Regions from separate parts of the Mus musculus genome. Here region 1 is linked to region 2. Evidence: chromatin loops called from intact Hi-C (ENCODE). Cell type or tissue: left cerebral cortex. All regions are shown on one strand. Region 1 has its middle 32 kb from the start of Asb13. Region 2 has its middle 3.3 kb from the start of Gm35190.

Evidence for each region. A loop is a pair of places that touch in the nucleus more often than their neighbours do. Peaks named below come from ENCODE experiments on the same cell type or tissue, not always from the same donor. Only the 100,000 strongest peaks of a DNase experiment are listed, where the experiment ranks them.
Region 1: it touches region 2 in a loop (2.1-fold over the local background); 2 of 42 quality-filtered maps call a loop at or near these places.

What each region holds. Positions count from the first base shown.
Region 1 is chr13:3,664,549-3,667,048 of GRCm38, forward strand. No RefSeq gene overlaps it. Among named protein-coding and RNA genes, the nearest start is that of Asb13, 32 kb to the left of the region's middle. In left cerebral cortex, a CTCF peak has its summit at 1,001 (motif pointing right); a DNase peak (open chromatin) is centred at 1,011.
Region 2 is chr13:3,769,391-3,771,890 of GRCm38, forward strand. No RefSeq gene overlaps it. Among named protein-coding and RNA genes, the nearest start is that of Gm35190, 3.3 kb to the left of the region's middle. In left cerebral cortex, no CTCF peak of the experiment used is centred here; a DNase peak (open chromatin) is centred at 1,242; H3K27ac peaks cover 881 bases.

The sequences.
Region 1 (2,500 bases), 100 kb before region 2:
TCTTCTCCAGACTCTCACTGCCATCTGCCAGTGCCAAGGACTTCCATGGCTGCCTTAGGGAAAGTTCAGTGCCAAGGCATACCGCTCCCTGGGCCCTCCTCCCTCGTGTCTGGCTGATGATGACCACATCCCTTTGCAGACCCAGCACAATCACCTGCAGTCACTGAGAATAGCAGTTACAAACCCTCGGGTTGGTTTTCTCTTTTTCCTTTATTTCTTATTGTTTCTTGGGTGGACACTGAGCCGTGAACAGCCATGGAAGTCCTTGGCACTGGCAGATGGCAGTGAGGGTCTGGAGAAGAAACAAGAGACCCAGGTGGCCAGGTTCACTACGTAGTTATGTACCCAGAAAAGATCCCATGCTCCAGTGGACAGTCCCAAGCTAATGGTCACAAGATGGTTAAACACAACGGGTCACTAAGCAAACCCAAAAGTCATGAATCTAGGAAAGGGACAGATGGGGGAGCAGTTTGGCTGAGTCAAGGAATCACTCTAAAATATTGTCAGCCAACAGTTAAGCACAAATTTGTGATCCTGAGTTGTCAATATGCACACATTTTCTGTTTTCTTTCTGTCTGTCTGCCTTCCCTTATATATATACATATATACTTAGATATAATTTATACAATATATTATATATAATGTATAATATATAATGCATACCTATATATTAAATTTATAAAGTTATCTTATATGTTATAAATTATATTAATTATAATATTCATATGTTAATTATATATTAAATATACATTTAAATGTAGGAGTTCTCTGTCTTCGTCTACATCTACTTCTGCATCTACACCTACATGCCAGAAGAGGGCATCAGATCTCTTTATAGGTGTCGTAAGCTACCATGCGGTTGGGGGTGGGTGGGTTTGACCTCAGCACCTCTGAAAGAGTAGTCAGTGTTCTTAAGCACTGAGCCATCTCACCAGCCTGCACAAGAGTTTCTTAATGATTTTGGCCATGCTCTGAAGGACAGGCGGCCCAGACCTTAATTTGTAGCCAGTTTGCTGTTCAAACATTTGGCCACATGGAGGCACCAAAGCACCAGTCTGGTCAAAGTACCCTCCTGTCTGTCAACTCATGGGAACTGGTAGCTGGGGTTCTCGAAGTTGCTTGGGCCTGCTGGTGTTCTTCAGATGTCCCTCACTGCTGTCCAGTTAATAGTCCATGCAACCTCTATGGCTCTGGGACAACGGATACAGTTGCGTCCTAGTAGTTGGAGGTGGACAGAGATCTCATGTCATAACTGAGCTAATTGACTTTAGGAGAGTATTACCTCCACGGCCATTAGACTATTTACTTGAAATACTAAGGGTTCAGATAAGGGACACTTTCTGTTCTCGGGGTTCTGTTTTTGTCTTTTGTTTTTTTAAAATGAAATTTAAATTTCGAGACATTCCCCCAGCTTTGTAGAACTACAATTGACAACATCCTGTAAGGTTTAGGGGTACAATGTGATATTGTGGTATGTACCTGCTGTGCAATGATCACTACAGCTAAAGTAGATATTGTGTCTGGTGTGGTTGGGAACCCCTTAGGAAGACTCAGCCAACTTCAAGGTTACAACACATGGTTCTTAACTATAGTCACCAGGCTGTGCTTCAGTGCTCAGGGGGCTCGTTCATTCCGTGTAATGGGATTTTTTCACACTTTGGCTAATTCAGTGTGCATGTGTGTGTGTGCATGGGTGTTTATCAGTCAGTCAGTCTGTCTGTGCACGTGTATGTGTGTGCATGTGTGTGTGTCAATCTATCAGTCTGTTTCTCTGTGTGTGTGCATGTGTGTATGTGTATGTGTGCACGTACGGTGTGCTTGTGCGTGTGTCTGTCTGTGTGCATGTGAATGAGCCTAGAGTATTGATCCTCAATCATTGCCTATGTTTTTCATTTAATTTAATTTTAGTTTTATGTATATGTGTGTGCACATCCATATGTGCCAAAGCCTGAGGAGGTCAGAAGGGGCATCAGATCTCCTGGAACTGAACTTACAGAAGGTTGTGAGCTGCCGTGTGGGTTCTAGGCGAGCACAGTAAGTACTCTTAACATTTGAGCCATCTCTCCAGCTCTTCCATGTTAGCTTTTGATACAGTGCCTCTCCCTCATCCTGGAGCTCTTAACATCTGGGCTGCCTCTCCAGCTCTTAGCTTTTAATACAGTGTCTCTTCCCCATCCTGGATCTCCAACTGGGATAGGCTATTGGTTCACTGAACCCCAGGGATCCTCTGTCTCTGCCTTTCCAGTGCTGGAATTCAGTGTGTAATTATAGCCAGATTAGAAAAGGTTTATTTTTTATTACTTTTAGTTGTGTGTATGCATAACTAATATGAGTGTGTCTGTGTGTAGGCATACACATGTGATTAGAGACACAAGCAGTGGCCAGAAGCATTGGTTTCTCATGAGCTAGAATTATAGGTGGTTCTAAGTTGCCTGATATGTGTGCAGGGACTGCAACTCAGGTCCTCTGGAAGAGAGGGATGTTCTCTTAACTGCTGAGC
Region 2 (2,500 bases):
GCCTCTCACTGAACCTGGAGCTAAGTTGGTAGCTCACAGTCATAGTAATCCTCCTGCCTCTCTCCTGTCCCACATTGGTGGGGTAAGAGCAGGGTGAGTGGCTGTACCTGGCTCTTTACATGGGAGTTTGAAGGCATGTCCTCACATCGATGAAGCAATGTTCTTACCTGCTGTGCTATCTCCCTAGCCCTAACAACCCTGCACACTGTGCAGAGCATGGCAATACCTTGACTTCTCCATGACCGTCTTCCTAAGGCTGGAAACTGTGGTTGTTTCTCGGCAGGCTTTGGGGAACCCACAAACTTCTTGAACTTGATCCAAGACATGCAGTGCCTGGGTGTTGCCCTAAGCCCAGGGTCTAGTGAAAGGGATTTTGTAAACAATACATTTTCTAAGAGTGAAGGACTATGGTGAATTTCATCATATAGAGACCTTGTGACCTGGCTGTCTGGCTCTTTAAGTAACATTGTGGGATTGGCCTTATACTTCCTTCAGAGAAGGAACAAAAACCTCTACTCAAGTCTCAAAATTTGGAATAATTTATTCTATTTCTAGATTACTTGCACGTGTGTATGCGTGTGTTTGTGTGTGTGTGTGTGTGAGAGAGAGAGAGAGAGAGAGAGAGAGCGCACATATGTGTGTGTGTGTGATTTGTAGGAGGGAGAAAGTGCATTCTGTAAGAGTGCTGTGTGAGCACAGGCTTGCTTGTAAGCAGGACTCACTAAGTGCAAGGATTGTGACCATTAGCGCTGGCCAGTGTTTTGTTCCCTTTTCCTTCTTTCTGTTTGGACAAAGTGTCTCCACTTTGAAGACCTGCTTTGCTGTTACTTCAAAAACTCTGTCTGTTGCCCTCTGGTCCACACAGACATTCAGGGGATGGCTCCTATCCTGCGTGTGCCAGCAATTTGGGCCAACTGCAACAGCGGAAACCAAGACAGCTCTGGAAAAATATTTGTTTAATTAGCAGAAATGATCTGTGATCCGAATCCACGTTTAACTGCCTGGCCCACTGCCAAGGCTGATGAATTTTCCTTCAAGACTGTGTTTGGTTTTGAATTGAGTAGTGGTGTTAGACTCTGTGGCTTGTACCCTGGGGTAGGGAGCAGATTGGCTCTGCTCAGATGTGAGATGTTTCCCTGACAGGCAGTGCCAGGCACACATGGGGGAAATAGAAGGATGGGCTAGTTAGTGTAAGCTCCTCACAGTGCCACGAGGATTTAGTTCTGCCATGATGGGTAATTTTGCAAGAGTGTGCAGACAATGTTGCATGGTGGGTGTGTGAGGAGATCGTGGGAAAAGCACCAGAGCATCAGAAAGAAGTAAGTGGCTTATGGGAATTCTCACTCTTACAAACGGAGCTGTGTGACTTCTCTGCCTGTGTTATAGAAGATGGGTCCCTTGGGATCCTTAGAGAAGGAGTCACTAGTATAATAGTGAAACGGAGTGAGAAGGGTCGATGGCCTCAGGGAAGCACCTCAGAGTTGACGGTAAACCGAAATGACATATGAAAATGTCAAGGATGAGCCAAGAATGTTTCAGAGAGGGGGTGGATGAGCCCCAAGCAGCCCTGCCTCATTCCCAGCCTAGGCTTGCTCTAGGGAAGTTAGAGCTTCAGAACTAGCCCTACCTACTCCCAGCCTTGTCAAACTGGGTGAAACTTGTGATTCCTCTCAAGACTCCTGGGCTGTACCACACCTACTCAGGCCTTTATGGGTAGAGCATCTTAGGGTGCTTTGAAGGCAGAATTCTCACTTTCCCAGGGACTTCTCTTATAAAAAGCTGGGGACTTTTGTCTGGGAGCCTCCCTGATGGTCCCTATGTTATCCACCCTCCAGGCCCTGAACACTGTGGTTGTGTTTGGGAAAGCCCATGGTTGGGGAGAGGGGTCCTGCTAGGAAGAGAGGAGTGAGGTGCCAATGTCTACCTGCTCCCTTCCTTGCCTGGGTTCTTTGCACTTCCGGTCTCCCTTTCCCTTCCACATGTGTAGACCGCTCCTTACTTACATATCCTTTGGTCTCTAAATATGGGTTGGGTCCAGAGACCCTCCTGCTTTCCCCACACTCTGTCCCCCTTCATTGGAGCTCAGTCCTTGATTGCCCCATTTCGCATTACCCCAAGGAGACTTGGCACGGTCTCCTCCTGTTGGGCCCTTGTCCGACAAAGCAGTAGTTGCTTTTCTGACTTCTCTGTAAAGTTTCAACAGTTTTGTTTTCTGAGAACAGAGTTCCCCAAAGATATAAGCTAAAGAACAAAAGTTTGATGGGGAAGTAGAAGAAACTCTGAGAGTACAGATGCCTCTAGTACTGAGGACTACTGTGCAGAAGTTCAGCCTACTGATCTCAAAAAAAAAAAAAAAAAATCACTGATCTGATCCTCATAGGGGCTTGGGTCAGATTGGAAGCCCCCAGTATAGTATGGTGATATACATCTCAAATACTCAGGAGACTTAGCCAGAAGGACCACAACGTCTCTGTTAGCTTGGGGCAACTTAGAGAGACCC